Regions from separate parts of the Homo sapiens genome. Here region 1 is linked to region 2. A link is a contact called in ENCODE Hi-C or POLR2A ChIA-PET data. All regions are on one chromosome and are shown on one strand. Each heading gives the region's core, a stretch centred on a gene start or an enhancer-like site at or near the end of the contact. The rest is flanking DNA. Distances are from core to core; before and after follow the strand shown.

Region 1 (6,845 bases), core at 2,134-4,633, 220 kb after region 2:
TGGTGAGTTGTATAATTATTTCATTATATATTACAATGCAATAATAATAGAAACAAAGTGCACAATAAATGTAACGCACTTGAATCATCTTCCCGAAACCATCCCCCACCCTGTCCATGGAAAAATTGTCTTCCACAAAACCTGTCCCTGGTGCCAAAAGGGTTGGGGACCACTCCTTTAAAATATTGATTTGAACTCTCATGAGGATGACTTTTTTGATTTGAACACTCTCATCAGGATGACTTTTTTCCAAGCTAATAAACCGAATTTGTAACTCAAGCATAAGATATAGTTCTTGAGATTCATTAGAGAACCAAATTTAACTAAAATCGGACAATGACTTTTATAAGTTATGAAGTGGACAGACATGAAATGCAGAGCAATTGGGATGTGAAAATACCTAGCTTTTCTCTATCAAAAAACTATTCTGCTTTTTTGTGAAACAGATTGTGTTCTTAACTTTCAGAAATGCCCTTATGTTTAATTACAATGTCACTAGTTTTCCAGTCATGAGTAACTCATCTTCATGGAGGCCCCCACAGTAGCAGAATTTGAGGCATTGTTAATCATTATGTTTGTAAATTTAATTCCATGCTAGTCTCATAATTCTTACTCATCAGATGAAGATGAAGATGATGATAATAGCAAACACCTATGTAGTGCTTACCATGGCCAGGGACAGTTTTTATATACTGTGCAAATGCAAAGTGTTCCAGAATTCCAAACCTTTTGAGAGCTGACAGTGGTCAAAGGAAATGCTCTTTGGAGCGTTTTGAATTTTCGGATTTAGGATGCTGAAGCAGTAAGTATATAATGCAAATGTTCCAAAATCTGAAAAGATAAAAAATCTGAAACACTTTTGGGCCCAAGCATTTTGAAAAAGGGACCCACAATCTGTAAAGAGAGAAAGAGAATAACATGTGCATATATATATATTAAAATAAACATGTATAAAATATGTATGTAATATTCTCAGCAACCCCAAGAGAGTGGAGGTTATTATCAGTATTTTACAGATGAGGAAACTAGGCACAGAACAGGTATAAACCTTTTCCTGGGTAACACAGTTACTAAGTGGAGCAGAGATTCAAACCCACATGATTTGAAATCCTCCAGGGCCCACACTCTTGATCATAAAGTTTTACAACTTGTCGAGGGCAAGGTCATTGTTCTTTGCATTCTTAGGAATCTTAGAATAAATAATGAGAATTATTAGCTGAGCAGTTACTGAGTAACGGAGGCTGGAGCATCTTTCCAGGCCAAAGAGGAGGGACAAAGGGCACATATCGGAGTAGGAAGAAACATTTATTTCTTTTTCCCTTGTGTATGTTTATAGAATAGAGAACCTCAGTTTGGGCTATTGCTATTTTTCTAATACTACCAAGCACAGGGATATTTAAAAAAAAAAAAAAAAAAAAAAAAAACCTGGTCGAGGAATCCTAAAAACCTAGTCGAGGGGTCTTAGGGATGACATAGGGTTATAGCCTCAATCTATCACTTATTAACCATGGAACTCAGCAAGTTGCCTCGCCATCAGTTTTCTCCTCCATAATATAGAGGAGAGGGGAAAGGAAGGGCTATGATGATCACATGAAATTATAATTAATACCACATAAATTATATAAAACTATGCAGTTGTCAACCTTTCATTATAACTTATGATTCAACTTAAAATATGTGATCCTTATGGCCTTAATTAAGCTTAGTTTCCCACAAAAGTATGTGTGTTTAAGTAGAAGGCAATATTTGTGGTTTTTAATCATACTTAGCTGCTTGAGTGCTTAAATTGTCATCTCTTAAGAATTTCCTGTCACATGATTAAGTTTAGGTTCCATGATCCCAGCTGAAAGATTTCCTTGTTTTTTGGTCCAAACTAGCAGGAGCACTAAATGGCTAAGGTGATATTTGAGGTCTGGAGCTAATAATGTAAATTATCTTGTTAGGATGTTAAATACTGAAAATATTCCTTAGTTTCCACAAACACTGATTGCTTTTCAACCTTGGGCACAGTATAAGCAGATGACAGAGGGGGAGCTTCAGGAATGCTACTGGTAATAATAGATACCATATGAATGGAGTGGCCAAACCCAAGGGGCCACACCAGCTTACAAGCGCCGTATGGGCTCATTTATCTACAGTGGGGTTTGAGCACAGCTATGATGAATAAACTCCCTGGTGTATTTCTTTCTCTTTTTTTCTTAATTCTTTTTCAAAATTAGATACCTCCTCATTCAGGGAGAGCAAGACCCGTGGTTTGGATCAACCTATCTTACATATTTGAAGAGCCCTGGCGCCAGTACTCTAAGCAGTTGATTTATGCTGGTCAGACCATATCCAGAATGTTATATTTGGACTGGGGTGGGAAGGGGGATGCATATTAAGGTCATTGGTAACTGGAATGTGAGCAGGACTGTGAGCTCTCTGCAGATGCCATTGTGAGGAGCTTTAAGGGACTGAGTGGTTTCACTTGGAAAAAGGAAAGATGGTGGAAGAGGGGATAGAGGAACACAGTCTTGGCATTTCTCTATAGGTTTTTCAGGAGCTGCTGATTTGGAAAGGGAATTGGACTTGTTTCCTGCAGCTCTAGTCTCTTAGGTCTTAGTTGCCACATTTGTACAATCAGGGATTGGATTGTTTTTCAAAGGTCTCTCTCCGGGCCACAGTCCTAAGACTAACCAGGTTTCATGACTGGGTGGCCCTGGAAGGCAGGCCTCTCAGAGTGAGCTCCTGTTTGAGAATGGAATGTGCCAATATTGTACTCTCCAAAAGAAATTTAATATGAGCCACATGTAATTTTAACTTTTCTAGAAGCCTTATTTTAAAAAGAAATAGATGAAATTAATTCTAATAATATATTTTATTTAACCCAATATATCCAAAAATATTTAAATATGTAATAAATGTAAAAAATTGATGAAATATTTTACATTCTTTGTTTCATACAACATCTTCAAAATCCAGTGTGTGTTTCACACAGCACATCTCAGTTTGTACTAGCCATGTCTCAAGTGCTCAAGTGCCACCTGTGGCCAGTGGCGGCCATCATGGGCAGCACAGCTTTAACGACCATGTGAGTGCTTACCATGTGCCAGACCTCACAGAAGGCTTTAGATCTTTTCATCCAATCCTTGCATCAGTCCTGAGAGATTCCTGTTTTATAAACGAAAAAACAAAACCTACAAGGATTATATAACTTGCACAAATCCACATGGCTAATATGCAACAAGAGTCCAAGCCAAGACAGATTTGGCTTTAAATCTGTCCGTCCCCGTCGTCCTTAAGCACTAGACACACTGTAGTGGGAGGGAGGTGGGTTCCCTGTCATGGGACTGGATGGTTACTTATGTCTGAGGTAGAACTTTGGCAATGAATTCCACAGGCCTGGTGTACAGTAGAAGTCCAAGGGAAACAGGCTGTGTGAGCAGTTTGTCCTCCAGCAACTCTTGAGCAAATAAACATTCTTTGTCTTTGGTGGGGCACGTTTTATTGACTCCAGTCATTTGGTCATTGCACAGCTTCTCTAAAGAACTAGAAGTTCCCTAGAAACTGTATATCACAATTAGTTCTGAGAATACTATTTCAAACAAGAAAGTTACTATATTGACATTTTTTAAATCATCCAAAGCTTTTATTTTTAACTCAGTGTTCCTGTTTAATACATTGATGATGATGGCTGGAGGAAGGTGGTGTGTAGGAAGGAAAGGATACATTGCTTTCTCAGCCACAGCCGCTTTAGGAAACATGCCATCCCCCACGTGGCTGTAATTAGCTGTGGGCCCACCTTTGAGTCTCTGTGGAGTATTTAGCTGTGCATTCCCAGACAGCCTGTAAATCCCCAGCAGCAAAGGGTCATGGGGCCAGAGGAAATGGTTCTCCAAAGGCTAGGGGGAAGGGAGGCAAGGAAGACACATTGTGATTGTTCTTTTCACACAGACTTCTGATAAATAGGAAATGAGAAAAATGATGTTTACAGATGGCTTATTGGATTTTATCCTATTTTCAAAAGTAATATATTTGTAATTAACTTGAAGGGTTTTCTCTGTCATTTGGGAGTAGTTGCCCATATCCTTCAAAATGTGAAAATTTTGTTCTCATTTCTAAATTTCATGCTACATGAACATTTCCTGCTAGAGTTTAGGAAGAAAAATTAGTCATTCAGTGATATCATGTAATGACTCTGAAATAACTAAAGTTAAATGCAATAACGGGACTACAGTAAAAGTGAAACTTCAGATGTCAATTAGACCAGTGTATGTATAATTTAAACAAACTTTTGTCTGTGTTTCCTTTTCTTCTTTCTTTTCTTTCTTTCTATCTATCTATCTAGATATCTATCTGAGATGGTATCTCACTCTGTCACCCAGGCTGGAGTGCAGTGGCACGATTTCAGCTTACTGCAACCTCTGCCTCCCGGGTTTAAGCAATTCTCACACTTAGGCCTCCTGAGCAGCTGGAATTACAGGCACATGCCACCATGCCCAGCTAATTTTTGTATCCTTAGTAGGGATGGGGTTTCGCCATGTTGGCCAGGGTGGTCTGGAACTTCTGACCGCAGGTGATCCGCCCACCTCGGCCTCCCAACATGCTGGGATTACAGGAGTGAGCCACCGCGCCTGGCCCTTTTTTTTCTTTTTAGAAGGAAAGCCTTTTCCAATAATACTGTTTCCACCTTATGTAAAAGTGAGCAAATTTGACCCTTTAGCTTTTATGTTAAAACCTTTGTACGTAATTACATAACATGATGCCTCCCTAGGAAGTGGTGGCCAATTGCCATAAAGAACACCTATGAGAGAACTACGGTTTTCGTACTTCCAGAAGAATTTTCCAGCTCTTTACTGTTTACTGAGAAGCTCTTCTATTCTCTTCCACCTGAAGACTGGAAGAAGACCTAACAAATAGGTTTCTTTGTTAACCCTATTTGTTAGTTGCTCAGGCCCTTGAACACCATCCTCCTCGCTGCTGTGTCAGCTGACAGACCAAGCCTCCACAGCCCACACTGAACGTTCGCTCCCACTGGTCTTCAGACTCTTTAATAGCTTTCTGATAGTAGGAAAGGTAACAGTTGGTCTGGCTCCTAAAGGCTTATGAGGTATTAAGCCAGCTCAGAAGTCTAGGTGCTATTAAAGTCAGGAAAGGAGAATATTAGATATCATTCCTGCACTCTGCAGTAGCAGGCCATATCAGCAGCACTTGCTCCCCCTGCCCATCAAAAAGTAGTCTCCGTCTAAAAAAGAAGGAAAAGTATTTAGAGAGGAAATCTTGTGATACACTTGTGCCCATGTTACTGACAGTATAATGCTACAACATCAAGCACAGAAAGCCCAGACTTTGATTATCAAGCATTCATAAACTTTCAGGAGCCTTATAGCAGACCTGGTGAATATCCGCAAGAATGTTTTATTTTAAGGTATTATCTTTGAAGCTTCAGTATTGTATGTGTTTGTGCACTCTCTTAGGAGAAACAGATTTTTGTGCATAAGGACTACAGTCTGAAAGTCTGTCTCTTTCTCTGGTTTGTTAAGGACCAAGAAGCTGATAATTGATGTGATCCGGAACCAGCCAGGGAACACATTGACAGAAATCTTAGAGACACCAGCAACTGCGCAACAGGTAATTTGACTTTAAGTGTAAAATAATAATAGACAGGTGTTGATTTTCTTCATAAATCTTTATGCCATATGTTTATTATCTCAGAGAAACTGTATCTGACATGGTCCGGAAGTAAGGAATTTTATCTATTACTGCAGTGGACTTAGTTCAGCCATATATAAACCTGTATGAAGTATCAATGGGAATGAAATAGAAAATACAGCACCAAATTCATGCCGAATATACTTTTGTCTTAACCTAGGATGATAGTTCTGGGTTTTTCAAAGCCCGGAAATGTTCATCATAATGGGCAAATAAGTCAGTTGAGAGAGTTCTAGCTGACAGGATATTGAAAAATACCTTTCACATTTTATGTATTTACTAACTTGAAACAAATAAGCGACTCACATGTTAAAGATGTTTTCCAAATGCTTCAGAAGCAAATGTTGAGTCCACTGAGTCAAAGCATCATTATGTTAGCGTAAGTGAGGTTTCACAACAATCTTGCATTTAGCTTTTTATTAACATCTTTGAAAATACGTCATTGTTCGTTCTAAAATAAATTCAAGGTTGTTATTTTAGTACCAATAATTGCCGCTCCCTAAACAAAAGTTAATTATTTAATTAACTATTTCTTAGCACAGCTACACATAATTTTCCTGGATCATTCTTAATTTAATTGATTGCCAAGGAATCCTTGTAATAGTTTTTAATTTAAAAAATATAAAAGGCTGGGCATGGTGGCTCATGTCTGTAATCCCAATACTTTGGAAGGCTGAGGTGTGTAGATCACTTGAGCCCAGGAGTTCAACACCAGCCTGGACAACACAGTGAGACCCCCATCTCTAATTTTTAAAAATTTTTAATAAAAAATGTAAAGCAAAACTTCAAATCACACGTTTGTTAATATGTGGGTATGTTTTAAACAATGTGGGTAAAATATTATACTAGGTTAGTATAAAAGACTTTTACTCCTTACTATTTTTCATTTTCCCCTAAATGTATCATGAATAAGTGACTAAGAACACAGACTTCTGAGATCAACTATACCTCTGCACCTCCTAGGTGTGTAACTCTGTGCACTTAGAAGCATTGCTGTGCCGCAGTTTCCTCAACTGTAAAATGGGTATAATAATAGTACCCAGCTCACAGGCAGGATTAAGTCAATTAAACATGTTAAGTGGGTACATCTGTATCTGGTGCACATTAAGTGCTCAACAATGTTGGCTGCTGCTTTTGTTATTTACTGCTAACCT
Region 2 (7,189 bases), core at 2,827-5,326:
TCACCCTACAGGCTGAAGGATTCAGATGAAGTGGAGAGTGAATCACTTCTGTTAAGAGGCAAAGGATGTCTTGTATATGTATTAGTTGCCTATGACTATATAACAAGTTATTCTAAAACTTAGTAGCTTAAAACAATAAACATTTATCTCGGAATTTTTGAGGGTCAGAAATCTGTCATTGCTTAACTGGGTCCTCTGGTTTTGGGTCTCTCACAAAGCTGCAGTCATCTCACAGTTCACGTGGGGCACACCCACTTCCAAGCCACCCAGTGACACTGGCAGGATTCAGTTTCTGACAGGTTTTTGGACTGGAGATCTCAGTTCCTTGCTGCTGTTGGCCAGAGTCTTCCCTCAGTTGCTCACCACTTGGGCCTCTTACACATGGAAACTTACACATGGCAACTGGTTTCCATCAGAGTAGGCAACTGAGAGAAGAAGATGGAAGCTAGTCTTTTTGTAACCTATTCTTAGCAATGACACCCATCATTTATGCTGTATCCTATTCATTAGAATCGAGTTACTAAGTCAAGGCCATGCTCAAGGGGAGGAGTTTTCCACAAGGGGTTGAATTCAGAGGGATGGGGATGACTGGGGCACCACCTTAGAAGCTGCCTTTCACAGGGTGTCTTCATAGGCTTTTGAAATGGACCCCAGAAAGGGAATTTGAGGATAAAATTATTTTTGTTACTATTAGAAACTCAATCAGAAATTGAATCCTTCCTGATCTGAATGCTTACGGTTCTAAGCTTACTGCTGCCTTGATTGTTTTTTGTTGGTTTGTGTTTTTGTTTTTAATTTTAAGGGTCTTGCTGTGTTGCCCAGGCTGGATTCAAACTCCTGGGCTCAAACAATCCTCCAGCTTCAGCCTCCCAAGTAGCTGAGGCTACAGTTGCTTGCTACCATGCCTGGCAACTCCCTTGATTTTTTTTAATTGGGAGCTGTTTTAAACTAAGCCTTTTCATTTCTTTGTCATTTAAAATAATACTAAATGGACTTTTTAGGTTTCCTTTTCAAGTAGGCCCTCAAAGCTAACTTTATAGCTTCTTTGCTGTGGGGCTTTTGCTGAAATGAAACTGTACAGACAAGTCTACTACTAATATGGGCTTTGAAATGTCCTCTCTGATGCCAGAAATCCTACTATTTAAATTAAAGGAGTAACTTTTCCAAAAGAATTAGTACTGCTGAGTAGATTTTATATTAATCTGCCTAAAATTTATTCAAATAATGAAAATGAATCTGTTTTAAGAAATTCAGTCTTTTAGTTTTTAGGACAACTATGCAAAAATGTACGATGGAGAATTCTTTTTGGATAAACTCTAGGTTGAGGAACTTAATCCAACCGGAGCTATTGTGAAGGTCAGAAAACAGGAGAGGGAATCTTGGCAAGGAATGGAGACGGAGTTTGCAAATTGCAGCTTGAGTAAATAGTTATGAATGGGACTGCTATTGTGTCTCCCAAGGAAAGTTCCTGTGATATTATATTCCTTTTTTAAGGAAAGAGAAAATGCACAGAAAACTTTTGCTGTGCTTCCTTTTTCTGTCCTACCTCTGAAAATAAACTAAGCAAAAAAAAAAAAAAAAAAAAAACACCCTTCCCTTGGTGATAGGCTTGTTTAGAAATATTATCTTCAAAGGTCTCTTTAGGTAAGCCAAGCCATTGGCTATATTGGTGAGTCTGGGACAGTTATATATGTGCCCTGGAAAGAAAACAAAACACGGGTGTGATTCCTTTTGTGTCAGTGTTTACAACTCAGATACCAAAAGAACACCTTGTTGATTAAATCAAGTCTCAAGCTCTGGCCTTATCTAGTGGTGAGTTAGAGAATCAGATTTGAAAGGAGAAGTGCTTCAAATGTTTAAGCAAGTGAAAGCCATGAGTTGCTTAACAGTCAATATTCATGATTAGTTTAAAAAAAAAAAGAGAATCTTCTGACTGGGGAATACTTTAGAGAATCCAGTGGATTTCCTCTGCATGCTTGGACCTCACTATCCTTATTCCTAGGACATACCCATGGATAAGCAATGCTAATAAGAACTTGGAATTTCCAGGGAAATATTTTTCTTTGTTGCTCTACACACAAAATAGTAATGAAATTTTTAAGAATTCCTAATTGCATTTTCAAAACATAAATAGTTTTCATGTTTCCACTGTAACTCTCCATTTCTCCCTTCCCTCCCTTGTTCTCTCCCTGGCTCTGACCTCACCTCTGCTTTCCACGGGGAGCAAGATGAACTGCTTGGTTGTTCCATGCGGCAGCTGGTGGGGCAGAGGGTGCAGTGAGCTGAGAGCAGGGACCCCCTCGCAAGTCTGGCACCTGGTTGAGGGGAAGGCCTGCTTGGGGCTGCTTTCCAACCAGCTTGCCTCAGGAGCCCTGTGCCAGCGAGGCTGAGATCAGGGCCTGGCACATCCCAATGGCAGGGAGAGAGTAACTTGTGAGGAGCCCAGACTTGTCCAGGGTAGCTTGGCAGAGTTGGAGAGGTGGTCTTAACAGGGTGATCTCCGTGGCACAGGAATAGACGTGATCCCAGCCAGCCCTACCTGCCAACAAGTAGTGCTTGTAGTTGGGGCCTCAGAGAGGTGTTGGTGCTGAGGGCCAGCTGGCGGTGACCAGGGATTATGCTGTGGAGCTAGAATGGAAGGAACACTTATTAAGGATATAAAGGAAAAAGCTACAGGACTTGGCGGGGGTCTGGATTTGGGCAGCAGAGGAGGACACTGGGAGGTCAGATGCCCTGGGGCAGATCAAAGCATTGCTTATCTGACTCAGCAGGACACATTTCGTGTTCTCTGTCTGCCAAGCCTAGGCTTGGGCATATAGTAGGTGGAAAAAGTTCTTTGTTTTTAGTTTCACATATTGTACTAGCTTTGGATGTATGTTGGACAGGTGCCAATCGGGTATGTTCTGACAGATGAAAGTATAACTTTTCAGAGTGCTGGTATTTTAAAATACAAATAATCGGTATTAATCATCTCCAGCCAAAGACAAGTTGAGCAACTGATATTTGATCCCAAAGTTTATATTTGTTTCTCAGGATCTTCAAAGTTGGAAACCTGGGAGAGGTTTGGAATTTTCCATGGTTGCAAATGTACTTTACTCACAAGGATTATCACACAAGTGTCTACTCACCAGGCACGGTGCTTTAAGCATTCAACCCACATGGTCTCGATTCTCACAACCACTCTGTGGGAAGGAGCATTATCCCCATTTGATAGATGGAAAAACCAAGTCTTGGAAAAACTTAAGTAATTTATTCAGTGTCGCAGCCAACAGGCGACAGCAACAGTATTACAACCTAGGTCTTTCTGACTTCAAAGACTGTGCTTAAAAACTATAACATACTGTCCCATTTCTTTATTTCTTAATGTGTTTTGATCATGTCTTCCTTGTAAGTCCAAAACATGGTCTTGGTTTTTAGGTTCTATATGGGCTAGTTCTAGTTCTAGCTCTTGATCAATAAATTCTCACTTAAGCTTTGGTGGAATTAGCACAATATAGCTATCCATTGGCTATATATGGCTATATATTGTTTTATTTTCCTTTCTCTTTTTTTTTCCTGTGAACTGTTTCTATTTTGTTTTAACTGGTACTATTATAAGTAGTTTGTTCTGGGAATAATTTATCTTGTATTTACTTTGTGTTCTTCCTCCCTCTTTCTCCTTCTCTCTTTTGCTCATTTTAGGCTAGCTCTTTCTTGCTCTCTCTTTTTTCAATTAAAATAAAATAGAGATGAGATCTCACTATGTTGCTTAGGCTGGTCTTGAACTCCTGGCCTCAGGCAGTCCTCCCACCTTGGCCTCCCAAAGTGCTGGAATTACAGGCATCAGCTACTGTGCCTTAAAGTATTATTAAGAATTTGTACTTCTCTATGATGTAGACTTTATTCTGTTCTCTTCACCCAAGAAAATTTTGGTGCATCTTTATTCTTGGTTAGGCCTCCATACCACCTTCAATTCATCAATTATCTTTTTGGTTTTGCCACTATTATGACTGGTTTCAAAGAATGCTTGGCTTTTTGTTGAAACATCAAAAGGTATGAGTAGCAAACAGCACTGAGATCTCTTCCTTCCTGTGTGAACCTCCCCACCGGAAGCTGCCTCATGCTGTGATGCTTAAAAGTCATAAAACGGTATCATTATTCAAGGCATAGAGTGACTTTAGGGAAGCTGGTGGGGGAGAACATTTGTACAAGGTTGTCACAGAATGATTTCTTTGTGTCTTCCATTTTTAGGGTGATATAGAATGTAGAGCGATCTTCCATTGCCTTCTCAGTCTGAACACCTTTGTTTTTCTTTAACAGAGTCAAATCCCCATTTCATATATGGGGATACTGAGGCTCAGAAATTTATCTCACTTATCCATGGTGGAGTTAGTGGTAGATTTGGGATTAGGATAAAGGTCTTCTGACTGTTTGACAGTGCTCTTTAGTTCCATGAGTCTCTATACACCATGTTGAGTAGTAAAAGTAGAAAGCTCAAATGAGTCTCTATAAATCATGTTGAGTAGTAAAAGTAGAAAGCTCAATAAAGAAAAAATATAAACATGAATATTAAACTTATTTGGTAGATTCAGTTCAAGTTTGCTTTTGGTTAAATGCTGCAAATGGTTTGGGGGAATTAGCCATTCATATGTTCTTGTCCTTGATCTTTCATTTTTGCTGAGAAACTTGAACCCATTTTGGTGCAAGAACAGGAATTCAGGAATTAACATTTCTAGTCATTTCTGCACTCTGTACTCCGTCCTACTTGGCTTAATGTCCCTGGGTTGCTTTTTTGTTTGTTTGTTTTTTCCCATCGTGTGATTTGTAATACACAGCTTTTCCTGCCCCTGGTATTTCTCAAGGCAAGAGTTGAGGCAGCTATGTCATCTGGGAGAGTGACTTAGGGCAGTGATCCCCAAATTCATTTACACCTGCATCAAGGTCACTTGGATGCTTGTGTGAGTGCAGGCTTCTGAGGATCACTCCTGACCCTATAAGGCCATCTCTAAGGACAACCTCCGCCTCCCAGGTTCAAGCGATTCTCCTGCCTCAGCCTCCCAAGTAGCTGGAATCACAGGCATGCATCACCACACCTGGCTGATTTTGTATTTTTAGTAGAGACGGGGTTTCACCATATTGGTCAGGCTGGTCTTGAACTCCCGACCTCATGTGATCCACCCACCTCAGCCTCCCAAAGTGCTGGGATTACAGGCATAAGCCACCGCGTCCGGCTGAGGTCTGCCTTTTAACAGAGCACTGGAGTACACTATTATGCACACTGACATTTGAGATAGCATCTATGGCTGAGGCTGTCTCAGCTCTCAGCCTTCCCACCCCAGCTTAGAAAAAAGGAACAGAGGATACCCCTTCCTCTGGGATGAGAGGGGAGAGAGGAAGGATACTAAGAGTCACCATCTGCTGAGGTGAGGAGGGTGGAGGCATGAAAAAGCAGTAGTGCATCAGCCAGGGTTGGATAGAAAGCCTGAGTAGTTTTGAAGATCCAATTAGTGTTATAAATGTTCTTTGCAGAGCCAATAAGCATTTTCATGTGAATTTCTCCAACAAGATAAAAGAATGGGGTAACTATGCCTAGGGATTGACCTGCTGGCTCTGACCAAGTCATAGGTGTTGGGGCTCAGACACTGATGCCCCAAAATACAGCATTTTGACATTCCAAACTGAAGAAGCTTCAAGGTGTCTCTGACATTCCTGCATCCCACATTCTCTTTCAAAGGCTTTATCTACCAAAGATCGAGACCCACCAGGGGAAAGAATTGTTTTTCCTTCCCCTCCCTGTAAGACCGGGAATGTGGCCACACCTGAACAGAACCTTTCACAGGATGACATACAGGTTAATCTCTGTTCCCCATCCCTTTTCCTTGGTAATCTCAACCAAATTCCTTTTCTGCCCCCCTCCCATAACCTGTTTTGCTGGGATGGTAGTTAAGCTTCTGAGTCACTTGAGGGGTGGGTAAACATGTGAGTCTACTTGCGTACATGTTAATAAAACTTATATGCCTTTTCTCCAATTGATCGGCCTTTTGTGAGTTGATTTTTTCAGAGAACCTTCAGATGGCAAAGGGGAGGATTTCCTTTGGCCTCTGCATGGGAAACAGGGACTCCAGGGTGTTCATGAGAGTATTGCTGAAATTGGGTTCTTGAGGTCCCATCTGGCCGAGGAGCCTATGAAGCCAGGATGGGAAAGATGGAGTGGGGTGAAATCAAGGAACCACCTACAATGAGAATAAAGGGCAGGATCTATAAGAATAAGGAAGTGGAGAAGTGAGTAAATAGAAAGGCTATAGTCCAAGATTTGGAAGCCTTGATCTTACAGGTGGAGTATTTCCAGGTAGTGATAACGTGCAAGGTGTGGTGCCTGTGTGTGGTTGGAGTGTAGTGGAGGAGTGTTACCAAGGTCATCCACCTTCTTGAAGCCACCCAGCAGAGGCAGGCCTGGGAGGAAGGCAGCAATTGTGGCAAGAAAGGAAAAGTCCTGGAGGTCAAGAAATGAGTGGCAAGGTTAGGGGTGAGAGGGAAGAGTGAAGCCCTGAGAAGTGAGGTGATGGACAGGATGTGGCCTGGGAGAAACGTTTATTTGGGAAAGTGATGACTATCCTCTCTTTGTCCTGGGAGTCAAGGAAATTTGGCAAACAACCACCCCTGGAGTGGGTTTATGAGGGGTGGGATTTTGAAGCAAAAGCCAGCTTTTCATTAGACAAGTAGGTAGAGAAAGTGTAAACAAAAAGTGATAATATAGGAGAATTACAACGGGTCAGGAGTTCAGAGGCTCATTGGAAGGAGTGAGTAGGCTTGGGGTATGTTTAAGGAGGGCTGGTTAGCAGGATGGAGACAGATGACTTTATATGAGTTCTGGGGGGGTCAGGACTTTTACTAGAGTTTACTAGGAAACCAAATCCACTGCAGAAACAGGCATAGATTTATGTAACTGTGGTAGGGGCCCATTAGAGATCTTGTGTTACTGATTTACTAATTGTGCTACTGATTTATTACTAATTCATTAGCTGTGACATACACTTTCAGCAAGTGACTAAAACCTTATGACCCAGAGTAAAATAATTTTATATCATGACCCAGGTAGCTGTGTGATATGTGTAATAAGTGGGCGTGTGTGTCTAACTAAAGATTCACCGAGCAACACTTAACTTCTACTATATGCAACAGCCTCTTATGTTTACTATTCTGTTCTGTT

Evidence for each region. A loop is a pair of places that touch in the nucleus more often than their neighbours do. ChIA-PET counts read pairs that join two places held with the same protein, here RNA polymerase II (POLR2A). Pooled maps may share reads with other maps.
Region 1: a pooled map shows a loop between it and region 2 (1.8-fold over the local background). The contact joins two enhancer-like sites. A Hi-C loop is called at or near these places in 1 of 50 pooled maps. POLR2A ChIA-PET finds 5 or more read pairs at or near these places in 2 of 52 experiments (K562 and activated T-cell).

What each region holds. Positions count from the first base shown.
Region 1 is chr5:76,687,833-76,694,677 of GRCh38, forward strand. It overlaps IQGAP2 (IQ motif containing GTPase activating protein 2), which reads left to right. Exons shown (of 36, transcript NM_006633.5): 31 at 5,523-5,610. Among named protein-coding and RNA genes, the nearest start is that of NCRUPAR, 21 kb to the right of the region's middle. Within about 2 kb of position 3,384, at least 6 of the 41 ENCODE cell types and tissues checked have a DNase peak (open chromatin) inside an H3K27ac peak, as active enhancers do.
Region 2 is chr5:76,469,800-76,476,988 of GRCh38, forward strand. All of the region lies in intron 2 of IQGAP2 (IQ motif containing GTPase activating protein 2), which reads left to right. Among named protein-coding and RNA genes, the nearest start is that of IQGAP2, 70 kb to the left of the region's middle. RefSeq lists an enhancer at 2,200-3,399. Within about 2 kb of position 4,077, at least 5 of the 41 ENCODE cell types and tissues checked have a DNase peak (open chromatin) inside an H3K27ac peak, as active enhancers do.